Linked DNA regions of Homo sapiens: region 1 is linked to region 2. A link is an interaction called in ENCODE POLR2A ChIA-PET data of the cell type or tissue named here. Cell type or tissue: K562. All regions are shown on one strand. Each heading gives the region's core, and the rest is flanking DNA. Links, peaks and the distances in the headings are about the cores only. Region 1 overlaps LOC339166 (a long non-coding RNA gene). Region 2 has its middle 35 kb from the start of NLRP1.

What was found. ChIA-PET counts read pairs that join two places held together with the same protein. Peaks named below come from ENCODE experiments on the same cell type or tissue, not always from the same donor. Only the 100,000 strongest peaks of a DNase experiment are listed, where the experiment ranks them.
Region 1: POLR2A ChIA-PET joins it to region 2 with 5 read pairs; 2 of 35 experiments call an interaction of 5 or more read pairs at or near these places.

The regions. Positions count from the first base shown.
Region 1 is chr17:5,880,569-5,889,724 of GRCh38, forward strand. It overlaps LOC339166 (a long non-coding RNA gene), which reads left to right. Exons shown (of 4, transcript NR_040000.1): 3 at 8,189-8,262. Among named protein-coding and RNA genes, the nearest start is that of WSCD1, 190 kb to the right of the region's middle. In K562, for the core only: no CTCF peak of the experiment used is centred there; no DNase peak of the experiment used is centred there.
Region 2 is chr17:5,615,131-5,624,286 of GRCh38, forward strand. No RefSeq gene overlaps it. Among named protein-coding and RNA genes, the nearest start is that of NLRP1, 35 kb to the left of the region's middle. In K562, for the core only: no CTCF peak of the experiment used is centred there; DNase peaks (open chromatin) are centred at 4,071 and 4,371; H3K4me3 peaks cover 2,296 bases.

The DNA of each region.
Region 1 (9,156 bases), core at 2,067-6,066, 270 kb after region 2:
TGGGGATGCAGCCTACATGATCTCTAGAGTCTTCTGGCTCCTGTGTTCTATGACATTCACTACAGCTTGGGGAATTTCCCCATATATAGTCTCCTTTATGAAACCCATCAGGGATGAGGAGTGGCCCCAGCTATAGAAAACTGCAGGAAAGGCCTCGGCCCCATGAGGGCTTCTGACCCGTTCCCAATCATCCCTTTCATGCTATTTCTGCTTCCTTTTGGGTTTCTTCCGCCTTCTTCCAACCTCCTTGTTATCAGAGAACTGCAGCTCTGACCTCGGCTTGAATACCTCCAGTGAAGGGGCGCTCCCCACCTTCCAGGCAGCCCAGGCTATTAGGTATTGGAAAGTATTACTCTTGTAGTCTTTCCTTATGCTGAACAAAGAGAGAGACATTTCCCTATCCGTCTTCTTTCTGCTCCCTGGTAGTACACGGAGTAAGGCTAATTTTTCCTGCAAATGACAGTCAAGTGCTGAAGAATGGTAATCAAGACCCCCTTAGTCTGCTCCTCTCCAGAATTAGTACTCCCAGATCCTGAATCATTTATGGCATGTAGTCATGAGTCTTTATCATTCTGATTTAGTTCTTCTTCTTTTTTTTTTTTTTTTTTTTTTGAGATGGAATCTCGCTCTTGTTGCCCAGGTTGGAGTGCAATGGTGTGATCTCAGCTCACCACAACCTTCGCCTCCCGGGTTCAAGCAATTCTCCTGCCTCAGCCTCCCAAGTAGCTGGGATTACAGGCATGCACCACTATGCCCGGCTAATTTTGTATTTTTAGTAGAGACAGGGTTTCTCCATGTTGGTCAGGCTGGTCTCGAACTCCCGACCTCAAGTGATCTGCCTGCCTCGACCTCCCAAAGTGCTGGGATTACAGGCGTGAGCCACCGTGCCCGGCCTGGTTTGGTTCTTATAAAGAAGTTATAAAGCTAAAAGTGTCCCTTCTTATATATATAAAAATCAATCATAAAGCTAATATAATTATAGAAAAATTAGTTACTCGGGGAAAAAGTTGTCAAAATTTCCATTTTTAACCCACTTACTATGCATATTTTGGTACATTCTTTTCTGTCTTTTTCTCCATATGTTTTTTACAGTTTTGAACTGTAAATTTGAATACTTTTTACCCCTTTCTGCAGTAAATGTCGTGTCAAAATTGTTTTCCGTGTTCCCTCATAGTGTTTACTTTTACTCTTCAATCTATCAATGCATTTATGATAATTTGTTTAAGCTTATACTGTTCAGCACTGAGATTGTTTCTACTTTTATGCTATTATAGCCGATGCTGTGATGACATTTTTGGGTGTGGCTTCTTTGAGAAAGAGGTCAATGAGATGCATCCTGGGGTCAGAAGGTGTGAATATCTACAGTTGCTACATATTGCCCGTTGCTTTCTAGGAGGGCTACTAGACGTCCACGGTAGGAAAGGACCTTTCTCACAGCTCGGTGGCCAGCAGCCAGTGCCTGGGCTGAGCTACGGCAGGATGCTCCCAGGGTGGGCTGGGCAGTGCTGGATGAACAGGGAGGGTCAGCTCACTGAGGCTGGGTCCTGGGTGTCTACTGATGGAGACAGCAAAAGGTAATGGGTAAGAGTGGGCTTACTCATAGAACCTGGAAGGTCTAGGTGGAACCCCCATCCTTCCGCTTACCTGCTTTGTGACCTTGGGGAATTTAGTGAGACTTGCTTTCCTCTTCTGTAAAATGTGGAGAGAACTTACTTAATACCTGCTCTTATCATGTTCACCAATGGCCTTTGTGTTAGTTTCTTAGGGCTGCTGAAACAAATTACCATGAATTTGGTGATTTCACAGAAATTTATTCTCTCATAGTTCCCGAGGCCAGAAGTCTGAAACAGTATCACTGGGCCAAAATCAAAGTGTTGGCAGGCTGCCCTCCCACCAGAAGCTCTAGTGGAGAATCCATTCCTTGCCTCTTCTAGCTTTTGGTGGCTGCCGGCACTCCCTGGCTTGTATCCTTCCAGCCTTCCTCCGTGGCCACACAGCCTTCTCCTTGGTGTTCATTGAATCTCCCTCTGCCCCCGTCTTATAAGGACACTTGTCACTGGATTTAGGACCCAACCAGATAACCCAGGATCCTTCTCAAAGTCATTAATCGAATCACGTTTGCAAAACCTCCTTTTCCAAATCAGGTAACATTTACAGGTTCCAAAAAGTAGAATGTATATCTTTGGGGGCCATTTTAACCTGCTGTATCGTCTATATTGTTATGTCTCTAAACATTTCCTGCCTCAGGACTCGGTCCTTGGGCCTCTTATCTTTGTTACTTCCTCCCTTAGGGACCTCACTGGGTGGCAAGGACCTTTCCCTTTCTGGTAATGATCCTCACTCAGTCACATGACTTTAAATCATCTTGCATGCTGGCGACTCCAGCCCAGTTCTCTGAACTCCATGTGTCCCCCTGACATCTTCACTGACCATCCAATAGGCAACTTGAATGTAGGACATCCAAGCCTGAGCCCCAGATGTTCTCCCCTATCCTGTTCTTCCTGCTGCCTTCCCTACCTTGAAGGATGGAAGTCTGTCCTTGCAGTGGCTCACAGGAAAGCCTGAGCACCAGCTTCCACCCCTGTTTCTCGCCCTACACCCCAACTCATCAGCAAGTCCTGTGGCTGATAGATCCAGATTCTGACCAATTTCCATCACCCCACTGCCACCACCCCACTCTGAACCAGGATGACCTCTTTCCTGGATGAGTGAAGAGTCTCTAAATGGACTTTCTGCATCCGTCCAGGTCATTCTTTGGTTTCTTCCCAACACAGCAGATGGAGTGAGCCTCAGGTTAAAATCTAAGTAAAATCCCATCACTCCTCACTGGCCCTCCCCTCCCCTCCCCTCCCCTGCCTTCCCTTCCCTTCCCTTCCCTTCCCTTCCTCTCCCTTCCCATCCTCCCCTCCCCTCCCGTCCCCTCCCCGCCTTCCCTTCCCTTTTTTTGAGATGGAGTTTTGCTCTTGTTGCCCAGGCTGGAGTGTAATGGGGCGATCTCAGCTCACTGCAACCTCCACCTCCCGAGTTCAAGGGATTCTCCTGCCTCAGCCTCCCGAGTAGCTGGGATTACAGGCACGCACCACCGTGCCTGGCTAATTTTTTGTATTTTTAGTAGAGATGGGGTTTCACCATGTTGGCCAGGCTGGTCTCGAACTCCTGACCTCAGGTGATCCACCCACCTCAGCCTTCCAAAGTGCTGGGATTACAGAGGTGAGCCACCACGCCCGGCCCCTCCTCCTTGGTTTCTTAACCTTATTCAGAATAGAAGCCAAAGTTCTTGTGATAACTTCAAAGAACCCCCCCTCCCCCAACCCGCCTCCATCTCCTCCTGCTTCTGCCTCTGGCACTTCTCTCCAGGCATCCTGCCTCCTTGCTCCTCTGTCATCATGCCTGACACAAGCCTGCCTCAGGGCTTTTGCCCTTGCTGTTCCTTCTGCCTAGAACTCTCTGCCCTCACCCCCTCACTCTTCTTTAGGCATTGCTCAAATGTCACCCTCGCAGAGAGGTCTTTCCTCTCTATCATATTTCAGAGGGCTATGCCCGCCCCTGTATCCTCCAACCCACACTTAACACCACTTTACATGTTACTCATTCATTTTGTTTTTCGTCTGCCTGCTGTGACTAGAATATAAGCTCCAGTAGGGAAGAGCCTTTGTCTCCTTTGTTTACTGCTCACCCCTCCCCATGTGTTTTGCAGTGTTCAGTTGTGACTTTGAATATTGCTTTCCTTCTCCATTTAACGTCATGTCCAAATGTTCACGTTTCTTCATAGTCTTTATAACCATGCTTCGTAAAGGATGTGGGCTCTTAATAAATATTTATTGAATGAGCGAGTGAATGAATGAATCAGGGTTCTGAGATGATGAAACAAGATGTGCATGTGAAGTTCGTGGCTCAGCATCTAGCACAGAGCAAGCATTCAAGAGGGGTTAGTTATCACCATCACCATCAATGTTATTAAGATTCCATTAAGTCTTTGGGCAAACATAATCTGAAAATTCTTTGCACGCACCTGCAACCCCACCCCACCCCGCCCAAGGCTTCTTCTCAGCCTTGTTCTGCTAGTTGCCTTTTTTTTTTTTTTTTTTTTTTTTTTTTTGAGATGCAGTCTCGCTCTGTCACCCAGGCTGGAGTGCAGTGGCGTGATCTTGGCTTACTGCAACTTCCGCTTCCCAGGTTCAAGTGATTCTCCTGCCTCAGCCTCCTGAGTAGCTGGGAACACAGGTGCCCGCCACCACACCCGGCTAATTTTTATATTTTTATTAGAGACGGGGTTTCACCATGTTGGCCAGGCTGGTCTTGAACTCCTGACCTCATGATCCACCCCCTTTGGCCTCCCAAAGTGCTGGGATTACAGGTGTGAGCCACCATGCCTGGCCTGGTAGCTGCCTATTCTTGTGCGGCTGAGTTTCAGGCCCCAGCATGGGAATTTGCATTTCCCATGTGTGTTTCTCCTTGCTGGGAGCAGCCTTTCATCTCACCTCTTGAAGCCCTTTGGAATCTGGATTCTGTTTCACTTCTTTGTGTTTCAGAACACACAAAGCTCTGCAAAAATCTTTCCTAGCTTCCTAGCCGGCTTCCTCATTTGATCTCTATAACACTCTTCATTTTGCAAAAGAAGAAACTGAAGCTGAAGGAAGTTAACTTAATCTCCTCATTCATCCTTTTATTTAAGAAGTAACTATTGAGTGCTGCGCTAGGTGGTAAGGACGCCAGGGAATGGGTCCAGCAGTACTGCGGGACAGTATGTCCTGCAAGGATTGACCTCAGGCGGGTGGGTGTTTCTCCAGCATGAGCTTTTGCTCTCTTATCCCAGCCACTGGCCCGTCCATCCTGGGAGGTCCTTCAGGGAGACATGGGACTGTGCCCTCAGAGTCATGGGCCCGCTTGGTGCCAAAGGGTTCCCTCTGCATCTTCACTTGCTGGACAGTGGCAGAGAAAAGATGCTTGTCCTGTATCCTTTGGGTGGGCTCCATGAGGGACCAATACTCCACTGGACTGTAAGCTCCACAGAGGCAGGGACCTTTCTGTCTTGTGCAAACTGCCTGATCCCTCCCTGCATGGCCCAGTGTATGCTCTGGAGTGGGTGCTCAGTAAGTATTTCTTGGTTCAATCATGAGATGCCTATCATAGAAGAGAAAGCTCCCAAACAATGTTGAGAACCGGGGAACATTATGATGGGGGGCCCACGGCTTGAACAGAGCCACTGCATACCTCCAGCTCCTTAGCCTCTGGGTGCTGTTTCCTCTGCAATGTGAACTGCAAGGCCCACACTGCTTTGCCCTTCCTGCCCGGCTTCCAAGCTCTTGGGCATTCTCAAGGCAACGTTAAAGTAAGCTGCGTACATACTAAGGCTAAGGCACCTAGATCTCCAGGAAAGAGGCCTCTTGACAGAGGGGGTTCGGATGGCATAAGATGGTTGTTCTAGTTACAAAGCCCAGGCTGGGAAAATTTTAAGACGAGACTCTAGACTCAGCATGGCCTCCAACTCACTCTGTAACTGTGGGTCTAGTCTCCCATCTATAGAATAAATGGGGACAGATGTGATGGCTCACACTTGTAATCTCAGTACTTTGGGAAGCCAAGGCAGAAGGATCCCTTGAGTCCAGGAGTTTGAAGCTGCAGTGAGCTATGATCACGCCACTGCACTCCAGCCTGGGTGACAGAGCAAGATCTTGTTTCTCTTAAAAAAAAAAAATTAATTAATTAAAAAAAACAATAAAGGGATTATTTAGGGCTTAGGCTTACTAAAGCTCTGATCCCTATAGCTATATGGATCAGCCAGTCTCTTGAAACAACTGATTTCTGTCACTCCCAGATGGCTGGAGAACAGGTCTTCTCTATGGCAAGCTACAGACATATCAGACCAGTTTTGCTGTGGGCCAGGAAACTGCAGCCTCCCTAGAAGCTATTTTTTCCTGCCGCTAGAAAGCCAGGATGGTGATGGCCCCTCAGACTGGACCCCAGGGAAGGTTGTCCTTCCATAACCATTGCATAATTCCATAATTCCACACTTGTTCAAGGTGGCTTTTTTTTTTTTTTTTTTTTTTTGATAGTGTTTTGCTCTTGTTGCCCAGGCTGGAGTGTAATGGTGCGATCTCAGCTCACTGCAACCTCCGCCTCCCGGGTTCAAGCGACTCTTCTGCCTCAGCCTCCCAAGTAGCTGGGATTACAGGCATGTTCTACCACGTCTGGCTAATTTTGTATTTTAGTAAAGATGGGATTTCTCCATGTTGGTCAGGTTGGTCTCGAACTCCCGACCTCAGGTGATCTGCTTGCCTCGGCCTCCCAAAATGCTGGGATTGCAGGCATGAGCCACCACGTCCGGCTAATTTTGTATTTTTAGTAGAGACGGGATTTCTCCATGTTGGTCAGGCTGGTCTCAAACTCCCCACCTCAGGTGATCTGCCGGTCTCGGCCTTCCAAAGTGCTGGGATTACAGGCGTGAGCCACCGTACCTGGCAAGGTGGCTCTTGTTAAAATAGTTTTCCCTCCTTGTGTCAATTCCTTGAACTTAAAAAAAGTTTTGTTTTGAAATAATTATAGATTCACAGGAAGTTGCAAAGAAATGCACCATGCACCCTTCACTTCTTCTTCCCCAATGTTAGCATCTTGCATGATGTTCGCATGATATCAACACCATGAAGATATGTGTGACGATTTTCTCATCTTTTAGAGCAGAAGTAGGCGAATGATGGCTCATGGGCCAGATTTGACTTGCCACCTGTTCTTTTTTAAAACCACCTGTTTTTGTAAATAAATTTCTATTGGAGCACAGGCCTCCTCATTCATTTACGTGTTTTCTATGACTGTTTTCATACTACCATAGCACAAGTGAGCAGTTGTGACAGAGACCATATGGCCTCCAAAGCCTAAAATTGTTACTATCTAGCCCCTTATAGAAAAAGTTTGGAGACCTCTGTTTTACAGTAAGACACCGAGACAGCTAAGATACCGGGATTAAATATCACTCATAAAATTATAAAGACGGCTGGGCACAGTGGCTCATGCTTGTAATCCCAGCACTTTGGGAGGTGGAGGCAGGCGGATCACGAGGTCAGGAGTTCGAGACCAGCCTGGCCAACACAGTGAAACCCCATCTCTACTAAAAATACAAAAATTAGCAGGGTGTGGTGGCGGGTGCCTGTAATCCCAGCTACTTGGGAGGCTGAGGCAGGAGAATCGCTTGAATCCAGGAGGCGGATGTTGCAGTGAGGCGAGATCACACCACTGTACTCCAGCCTGGGTGAGAGAGCGAAACTCTATCTTAAAAAAAAAAATTGTAAAGACAACTATTAGGAGACTAGAATAGACTTAATGCACTTTCTAATCCATAAGAAGGAAACCATACAGTCAAATACGATAACCCATGTAGGGAATGAGCACCAAGAAAGATTTAAAGCAACACAAATGAGGATACAATAAAACCAAATATGTCTATTACTCATATAAAACAAATGAGACAAATTCAGTTGTTAAAATAAGCCTCAGATTTGGTTAAGCAAACAAATTAACTATAAGTTGTATACAAGAGATGAGTTAAAAATAAAGTGATGCAGGCCAGGCGTGGTGGCTCATGCCTTGTAATCACAGCACTTTAGGAGACTGAGACAGGCAGATCACTGGAGGTCAGGAGTTCGAGACCAGCCTGGCCAACATGGTGGAACCTTGTCTCTACTAAAAATACAAAAATTAGCCAGGCATGGTGGTGCATGCCTGTAATCCTAGCTACTCAGGAGGCTGTGGCAGGAGAATTGCCTGAACCTGGGAGGCAGAGATTGCAGTAAGCCAAGATAGCACCACTGCACTCTAGCCTGGGTGACAGAGTGAGACTCCGATGCAAAGATTAGGAGTTAAAGGGAGGGACTTGTGGTTAAATTACTAGACATTATCTTATCTTCCTCCAGGGATCCAATAAAATGGTAGGTAAAAAAAAAAGTGTAGCTGATGATGTCAAAGACAGTGGGTGGAAGTCTAACAGCCGAGAGGAGGCTTCAATACATTTCTTGCAATTAGAAGGGTGTATTGGCAGTGCAGTGGTCATTGGCAATGCAGGGAAGGGTAGAGCTAGAGTGGAGGGGATACAGGTGAAGGAGATGCCCATCTGCCTTCTAGAACCAAGAGAGACTTTAGACCCTGAAGCCCTTGGTGAACTGAATGAGAGATCTCCTCTTTCTACCCTTTGTAGGTCTTCAGTGTTTTGGCCATCTCCCTACCTGATCACCCTGAAGCAACACCCACAAGCAGACAAGCTCTGCCCAGGTATTCACAGCTTCTCACAACTTTCCTTTTTCTCCTTCTGTGAAAACAACTAAACAGGGCCTTATCAAATATTTGAGGAAAGCCTCTGTATGAGTTATGCTGAGCAATACATTAGCCCCCACACTTAGCAGCTTAAAACAACAAGCATTTCTGATCTCACAGTTTCTGTGGGTCAGACATTGAGAACGGCTTAGCCAGGTGGTTCTGGTTCAAGATCTCTTATGAGGTGCACGTCTGAAGACAGGAGGATCCACTTCCAAGATGACTCACTCACATGACTATAGGCAAAGAGGTCTTAGATCCTTGCTGGCTGTTGGCAGGAGGCTTCAGTTTCTCACTACATGGACCTCTCCACAGGGCTGCTTGAGTGTCCTCATGATAGGCGGCTGGATTCCCCCAGACTGAGTGATCTAAGACAGAGAGAGCAAGGAGGAAACTTTTTACAACCCGGTCTTGGATGCTGCATACCATCATTTCCAGTTTCTTCCATTCATTAGAAACAAATCACTAAGTCCAGCCCATGCTCTGTGGAGGAGAATTGGGCTTCACCTCTTGAGAGGAAGAGAATCGAAGGATTTGTGAACATATTTGAAAACTACCCAACCTGTAACAGGAAAAAAGAAGATAAAAATAAATAAATATCTAAAAATAATTCTAAAATGAAGTAGTACAAGCAGCAAAAGAGAATAAAAAAGTTTAATGGGTGTCTTCAGAGGTATTTGAGAGGATACTATATTCATTAAAAAAACCACAAAATCAATGCCATGGAAAATAAAATTAAGAGAATGAGAAAGAGACCTTGGACATTACAGCATGATTACTGATTTCTTTTTTTCTCCTTCACTTGCTTTTATGAAACATTTATTTTACTTTCTTATTAAAGTGGAATTTTTA
Region 2 (9,156 bases), core at 1,998-5,997:
GCTCTGCCTCCCGGGTTGAAGCAATTCTCCTGCCTCAGCCTCCCAAGTAGCTGGGACTACAGGCACCCGCCGCCATGCCCGTCTAATTTTTTGTATTTTTAGTAGAGACAGGGTTTCACCATGTTAGCCAGGATGGTCTCAACCTCCTGACCTTGTGATCCGCCCACCTCGGCCTCCCAAAGTGTTGGGATTATAGGTGTGAGCCACCGCGCCCGGCCTTTTCTCTCCTGTTAGCTTTCTGCCTAGAACACAGACATAATGACTGGAGCCCCAAAAGTCATCAGGAAGTGACCTTGAGGATGAAAGCCGTGTTCTAAGGGTGATAGAACATAAAGATGGAAGATCCTGGCTTCTATTTACTACAGAATATTTTCTTCTGTTTATCCCAGGGCTTCTTGTATATAAGAGAGAAAAAAAATTATTGCCATTTTCTGTTACGAGTTTCTTAATGCAACTCCTGATGTATCAGACTGTATAGTTATAGCTGTTACTGAGAATACCCAGGTGTTCAGGAGCTGGGTGACCCACGCACAAGTGATCTACCAGTCTTTTAAAATTCTATTATTAAAACCCAAACATGCTCTTTCATTTCCACAGAACACTGGGTCTAAATTTAGACTGGTGCATCCTGATGCTGCACCAGTCTGCTCTTAATTTAAGGCATACAGGCATCTTGCTAATTTGAGGATAGTTATGTGACTAAGGGAGAAAGTGGCAGATGTAAGGGGAGCCCAGGCTCCAAAGGGAATTTTCCCAGAGGCTCCTCCAATACAGATATCCAGAGTAAAGTAGCAAACAACACGAGCTGAAGGTACAACACAGGCTGAAGGTTCCAGGCTCGGCCAAGCAGCCAGGTAGTGCAGCTCAGCAGAGCTCATTCCACTTTGCAGAGGCTGTGTGTGCATGTATGCAGGCTGACTGTCAGTATTGGTTTGACTGGATGGGTTATTAAGTTCAATGTTGATTCTGACTGGTCAGTGCCTATGCCTACACTAGTTAACTATTCTGAATATGACCCCTGCGTAGTACAAGGCTTTTAAAACCTGACAACCTCCTTGCTTGATGATGGACTACTTCATCTCCAGGTCCACCCAAGGACTGTGGAATGCACTGGAGTTCAACCTGTATATTCAAACAATAAATGATTAATTCTACACATGTGCAACTCTGTAATATTGAAAGAGGAGGTCAGTGAGTGTGCATATTAAAGGACAACAGAGGCCTTTCCTCTAAGTGGACCATCCTCAAACTCTTTTTGTTGTTTTCTTCAATTCTCTATCTGGTTGTCTTTTGATCAGTACAGACATACCTTGAAGGGGAATTAATCATATTCCAGCTGCACAGCCACCTTTTTCTGTGTGTCAAAAATGACAAGCTCTTTACTTTCAAACATAGCCACCATTAGATGCTGTTGTGTTCTTCAAGCAGTGTTCCGCCTTCTGAAATAGATTCCCACTCAGCACGGGCAAGTGCCAGCTCCTGGGCCTTTGCCAGTCTGCTCCCTCCCTTAGCAGTTAACCTGGAGGTGCTCAGCCTACCAGGGGCATGGGATGGCTCCCACTACTTGCGGTTGTAATTCTTCACCTCACTGTCATGGTGCCTAGCTTCCTGGGAGCTCAGGACATTATTCCCTCCCTAAGCCCTTTGGGAAGGTTGCTCAGGGATCTAACCAAGGGTGAGTTCAGGCCCCCTTACCACTGCCTATTCCCTAAAGTGGTTTTGGGGCCTGGGTCCTTAGGCGTCCTTTTACTAGTTCATCTTGGGTGGAAGTGGAAGTTTCCATCCTTTCTAATACTGAGCTGTGCTGCTCATCCCTTCTGCTCCACCCTGGTCTTACAGATCCTATTCCCTTCACCCCACCCCAGAGGAGGAATGCAATTCAAGGTCATATGATAATGAGGAGACCTTGGGAATTTTCTTCAAGAGGTAGCAGAGATTGGAGACCTGTCTATGTCCATGAGAGTTTAAAGATATTCCTGGAGGACTTCCTATTCAAGATGCTGCACTGAGCACATTATATTCCCTCCTTCCACTAAAATGACAGTAAAGGATACAATAGTATAGTCCTCTAACAAGGTAGACAATGGGGAGGGGCAGTGAATGAGGCATTTTAACAGATTTCCAGAAGGGAGGAAGTATATGAAGAAATGCTGGTTGGAAAGCAGAGTGGAGAAACTCCCAGCTTGGAATACATGCAAAGGGGACATGCCTAGTGGAGCCCAGAGAATGCCACAGACGTAGAGATGACAGGTACTTTAGGATGGCCTAGAACGAGAGAATGAGGCTGAAAACAGGAAGAATAATCGAAGATGTGTACAAAAACAGTTGACCGTCACAACCCTCACTCTCTTTCCCAAAATGCAGACTAGATGACAGTCCAGAATTTACCCCTAGGACAAAACAGAATGATTATTTCTTAAGAAATTCCATAAATGTCCGGGAAGAATTTGGGCAGTGAGCGTGAGTTGGGGTCTGAGAGTAACGTCCTCTGCCTTCTGGCATTTGAGGGGGGAAAGTTTTGTGTGATTTTGACTTTCTGATCATTCATGTGGCATGAAGCCACCAGTGGCCAGTCCTGCCCTTGGATAGAGAGCTCCTGGTCAGAACAGTTCATTTATAAACATGAATGAATGGCCATGGATCCCCGAACATTTGAGGAGAATCTGAATTAATCAAGAGACAAAGTAAGGTAAATGGGACATTGGTTGCAGAAGAAACAGGATGATAGGGAACAGAACTTCCAAAAAAACTCCTGTCTCTAAAGCATTCACCCTGTCCCTGAACATATCAGACTTCCTAAGTGGTCCTGCTGAAGGTCCTCACGCTTGGCTCAAAGTGGAAAATTTAAACATCTTGGTTTGGCATCTTACTAAATCTATGCTGTAATGTCCCAAATGGTAGCCATTAGCCACTTGTGCCTATTTAAATGTAAATTTAAATTAATTAAAATGAAGCAACAAATTTAGTTCCTCAGTTGCATTAGCCACTCACGTGCTATTTCAAGTATTCAATAGCTGCATGTGGCTAGTTTCTACTATATTGGACAGTGCAGATACAGAAGTTTACATCACCAAAGAAAATTCTATTGGACAGTGTTGATCTATGGCAATAGGTTACAGCCGAAACTTGCATTTTATCATCATTACATAGATTTATACACATATACACACATCAATCACTTCCTCTTTTACAAATTATTTGTTTTTATATATTTTTAAATCGAAGCATAATTTATATATAGTAAAATGCACAAATCTTAAGTGTACAGGTCGATGAATTTTTAATATGTATATACCAGCGTGACTACCAGTCAAATTAATATATGGAATATTTCCATCACTTCAGGATACTCCCTCGTACTCCTTTCAGCCAGTATTTTGTCTCACCCTCTCCCATCATCCCCGGGGTAACCATGCTCTGAAATCTATCACCATAGATTAGTTTTGTCTGTCCTTGAATTCATAAATGAGGTCATACAGTATATATCTTTTGCATCTAGTTCTTTCCCTCAGCATAATGCTTTTGAGATTCATTCATGGTGTGCATACACTGTGCATGTGGTGTTTGCACTATTTTGTTGCTGAGTCATGTTCCATTGTATAAATATACCACAATTTGTTTATCCATTCACCTGTTGATGGACATTTGGGTTGTCTCCAGTTTTTGCCTATAATAAATAAAGATGCTATGAACATTTGTTTTTAAGTTTTTTTTTTTTTTTAGGTTTCCATGCAAGATCATGGGCTTCACAAAAGCAAGCCAGGGGAGGACTTTGGGTCCCTGGAAGTCCTTGGGAATGAAAAGTGTGTCGCTGGACGCCAGGGACGGGAAATAAAAAATGAAGGGTCTACTGTTTACTTGTCTCTTATGCCCTCTGGTTCGTGACCAACCCTCCTTTGAGGGTCCCACACAATTTAGAAGACTACACGTTCGATTTCAGGTGTTGTCTTGTCAGAGTCTTCTCGCTGAAACCCACTCTAGGTAACAGGGAAGAAGGGCTGCAGAAGCAGCATTTTTTTTTTTTTCTGTGTGGGTGAAGTCACCTGCCTTCCTGGCCCCTCTCCCTGATGACGCTCGCCATGATGGCAGCCGCAGGGCACGCTCCCAGACTCCAGGTGCTTATTAGTCTGTTCTCACACTGCTATAAAGAACTGCCCGATACTGGGTAATTTATAAAGGAAGGAGGTTTAATTGACTCACAGTTCAGCATGGCTGAGGAGACCTCAGGAAGCTGACAATCACGGCAGGAGTGGAAGCAGACACGTCCTTCAAATGGCGGCAGGAGAGAAGAAGTGCTGAGTAACGGGGAAGCCCCTTATAAAACCATCAGATCTCGTGGGAACTCACTCACTATCGCGAGACATGTGACGGTATGGGGAAAACCAACCCCCGTGACTCAATTATCTCCACCTGGTCCTGCCCTTGACACGTAGGTATTATTACAATTCAAGGTGAAATTTAAGTGGGGACACAGAACCGAACATTTTCAGGGTGGTTTCCAGAGTCTTCCCAGACTCAACTTCCTGCTGCTCAGCCTGGGGGCTCTGACGATGCCACCCACCCCATGACCCCGAACTTCATCTGCACGGCCCCTGCCCTAGATTAGGCCTTGTCCTTTCTCATCCGACCCGTGCATCAGCCTTCTTGATGGTCCAGCAGGCAGGGTACGGTGATCTTTCTAAGACACAAGTCTGACCCTGCCCCTTTCTTCATTAAAATACTTCAGTGGCTCCCCATTGCCCACAGGATAAATCTAAGCTCCTCATCATGGCCTAGAAAGTCTCCTGTGCCCTGGCCCACAGTCTCCTCATCAGGGCCCTTTCATGTGATTTTCCCACGTCCACCCCTGACTCCAGCTAGTGCAGGGGGCTGTCATAGCTCTTTGCCTCAGGTCTGGGGCAAACAAAGGAGGCCGTTACTATAGGTGTCAAAAACTTATAACCAAAATTTTAAATCAATATTTAAAAAAATCAAAATGAGTGCCAAAAACCCACAACTAACGTAATATCAGAATTTCACGTAAAGACAGGCTCTGACAGTGCTGTGCAGTGTTATTTGGAGCCTGAGGCAAGGGGAAAAGGTGCATCCTAACAAATGTGTTTTTATGTATTTTTAAAGGGTTAATTTAAGTATTGCAAAACAGAAAAGTAGACGTATCAACACTCACAACGTTATTTTAAGTTTAAATATTTTATTTTTACCCAGACCAGAATTTATTATAATTTCATGTTCCTGGCTTTAGTAGAAGCAAGTGCATCAGTCATATTTTCAAAATCTAGTTTTGGGAAAGGGCAGACTTTGAGTCTAGCTTCACTATGGGTTCACATGGTGCTGATGCAATCGTGTCCTCTTTACATGGGGTACCACTTCTCCTGTCTAGGTGGTGTAGGGTGCTGGTGAAGAAGAAGATCTTAAAACTGGACCAGGCAGGGCACGGTGGCTCACACCTATAACCCCAACACTTGGGGGGTTGAGGTGGGCAGATCATTTGAGGCCAGGAGTTTGAGACCAGACTGGGCAATGTAGTAAAACACTGTCTCTACAAAAAATACAAAAATTAGCTGGGTGTGGTGGTGTGCACCTGTAGCTCCAGCTACTCAGGAGGCTGAGATGGGAGAATCATCTGAGTCTGGAAGGTGGAGGCTGCAGTGAGCCATAATCATACAACTGCACCCCAGCCTGGGTGACAGAGCAAGACCCTGTCTCAAAACATACACACAAACAACAAATGACAAACAAAACCGGGCTACCTCGGTTCTAATCCTGGTACCATTATTCAGCTGCTATGTGATTCAGGGCAAATTATTTAACTTCTCCCTCTGCATCTCAGTTTCTTCACTGGTGGAAAAGATATAACAGAAGCTCCCTATTAGGGTGGTCGTGAAGAGCAAATGAGATAGTTCTTGTAAAGAACTTAGACAAATGTGAGGTCCAGAATAAGTTCTCAAAACAATAAAAAAAATCCCTAGATACAGTCTTACTCATCCTTCAAGACCCAGCTTAAGCCTGAGGAGCTGCCTCTAACTATTCTAGGAAGTCAGCATTTCCCCTTTTCCTGGGCTCCCTCGACCCTGGAGCTTCCCCTGGCATCTCCCTGACCACATGGCATAGTCCTCCTGTGTTTATCATCTGTCTCATCCACTGATTGCGAGCAGCCCCAAGGCAGTAACCACAGGACATCTTCTGCAAAACCAGGGCTGAACTTGCTACGCCAGCCGGGGTTTCCAGACCATGCTTGGTGCTCAGCTCTGGTCTTGCTCTGCTGAGAATAGAGAAGATAAGGTTTCTGCCAGAAAGGGCACAGTCTGGGGGAAGAGTTGACTGTCATGAAGACTGGTGACCCAAAATTACAAGTGAGTTTGAACTTCAGTCCCCCGCTGGCTGGGAGAGGAGAAACTAAGGGTCAGGAAGGCTCGGAGTGTTCTAGAGGGAAGGTCCAGCCCTGCCATGGTGCAAAGGCCATTGGTGTTTTTTGACTCTGTAGAACAAGTCATGCTAAGGAGTCCTGAGCCTCTGAGAGTGAACCCTGGCATCTGCACAACACCTCAGGCCATATGTGGGGACTGATGGGATGGGGCTAGTCACCCACATTATGGGTATTCTCATATCATAAAAGAAGAGGGTGTTCACTGCTTCTATGTCAAGGTTTCCCACAACCTCATCTGAGGAAGCTACCACACAACTGGTTCTGCTTCTAGCATCTATTCTAGGACCCAGCGGCTGCCTCTCCTCTTCCTCCCCTGTATCAGTCAGATTCCAACAGAGAGACAAAACGTCAGGATTCACAGGCATACAGATGTGCATGTGTATATGTATATGTATATGTAGATACATATGTCATATGTATATGTATGTGCATATGTGTGCTTCTATGGAATTGGTTTATGCATTTTGGGGGATGGGGGCTAGGCTGGCCATCAGGAAGGGTAGCTGGAACTCTCAGGCAGAACAGAAGCTTCTGTCCACAGGTAGAATTTCTTCTTCTTCAGGGAAGCATCAGTTCTGCTCTTACGGCTTTTGCCTGATTGAATCAGTTCCTCCCAGAGTATCCAGGATACTGTACTTTACTTAAAGTCAACTGATTATAAACGTTAAGTATATCTACAAAATACCCTCATAGCAACATCTAGATTAGTGTTGATGGAATAACTGGGGGCTGTGCCCTAGCCAAATTGGCACATGAAACTGACCGTCACATTCCCCAAATTCACTTCTTGGATCTATGGAGGAAGAAGAAACCAACTTAGTCTCTTTGTGCGTATGTAAAGCAAGAAGCAAGAGGAAAAAGGGATTCCCATGGGTTGGAACCCATATCTCTGATCAAAATGGCTTACTGTTGGAGGAGGTGACTACTGACTCCCCTCAATAGCTCGAGCAGAGACCACACTCCTGCTAAACCAGTGTCAGCATCCTCAGTCTCCACAAGAACAAGTGTCTCCTTCAGGTGGTGGGAAAAGGTTAGGTGGGGCAAAAATGAGAGAAAGCATCCATTTCCTGGGCACCAAGCACTGACAGAGAACAGATTCTAAAGAAACCTCCCCCCCAGAGCTTGTCCAGTGAGTGAGATATCCTTCTAACACTCACATGTGGGAGCTATCATGTCACCTTCATCCACTTTCTTCTCTCCACTCAACCATCCACCCACCTACCCAACCATCCACCCACGCACCCATCCATCCACTCACATATCCAAATATCCACTCTTCACCCACCTATCCACCCTTGCATTATCCATACTTCCACACATCCACCTGTCCATACACCCACATACCCATGTGTCTGCCCTTTACCCATCTATCTTCCACCTCTGTATATCCATGCACCCACCTACTGATGCATCTACACACCTGCCACTCATCTATCTATTCATCTACTCACCTACCTATTTATCCATCTGCCCTCCTATCTGTCCATCTACCCATCTATTCATTCATACAACAGATGTTTACTAAATGCCTATCGTGATGCAGCCACCATACTTGGTGCTGAAAGTGCAATGACAAGAAAAACAGAAACAGTTCCTTCCCTGAGGGAGCTTACTATCTAGGAGGTAGACATTAACACAGGCAAATACCAAATTGCAATGGAGAAAATTGCTGTAAAGGAGAGGTACACAGTGCCATGAAAACCTGTAATGGGAGATGGAACCTAGTCAGGGAGGCAAGGAAGACTTCTCAGCTGAGATCTAGAAGAAGAGGAGTGGACTTGGTGAGAGCAAAGAGAGAGAGCGAGAGAAACAATAAGTTCACAGAATGAGAGGCAGCTGGTGTGGCTGGAATGCTTTCCAGGGGAGTGCAGCCCAGGGGGAGATGGGAGGTATGGTAATGGCCATCTGTCCAGGGCTGTGTTGGGAAACTTTACTATTTTTCCTCAAAACAATCAAATCATTTTAGGGAGGAAGTAAATGATCAAATCTGAGTTTTGAAAAGATTGATTAGGGAGGAGGAGAACGGCGAGGTGGGAAGACAATATAGGAGGCTGGTATAGTTAGCTGTCCTGTAGAGTGTTTTGTTACAAATTTGGTATTGAATTTTTGGGACAAATATTTTTTCTTATGCAAATATCAACCACAAATATTGTACTGAGAGATACTTGATGTTCTGTGAAGTTTGAGTACTAAAAACAGAGGTGTTGAATGAGGGCATTTTCCCTGGGGAGAAGTTCTGCAGGGCATGCTATGTCTGGTTTTTCATTTGCTCTTTGAGGCAGGGATTCATTCTCCCATCTCATCCCAGGGCTGGTATAGACACCTGATGACTGTGGCTAACCAAGAAATGAATGAAAGATTTAGAAGTCTGTATGGGTTCCGGGTCTGTTTGCTCTCAGATCTATCCCCTAGCTTTCTGTGCCCTGCTCTGTATGGAAGGGGGCTGACTTCTGCAGGCAGCATTCCCAGCCTTTTGTCAATAGCAGCCAGTGGGAGGCTCTGATGGAAGAGGGAGGTAGTGGGAAGAAGGGAGAAACCAGGATATTTCTCCCTCTTTGTCTGCTTTGGGTGGAGTCTCCAGTAGCTGCTATACCTCCTTTATAGTTGCAGCTTCTTCAGGGTGACCCTGGGCCCCTCCTGGGCTTCTTTCTCTGTCCTGTGGCCTGGAGATGGTAGTGGCTTCCTGCTGTTGCTAACATCTGGTTGCCTCACTGTCCTCCTGGGCTTCT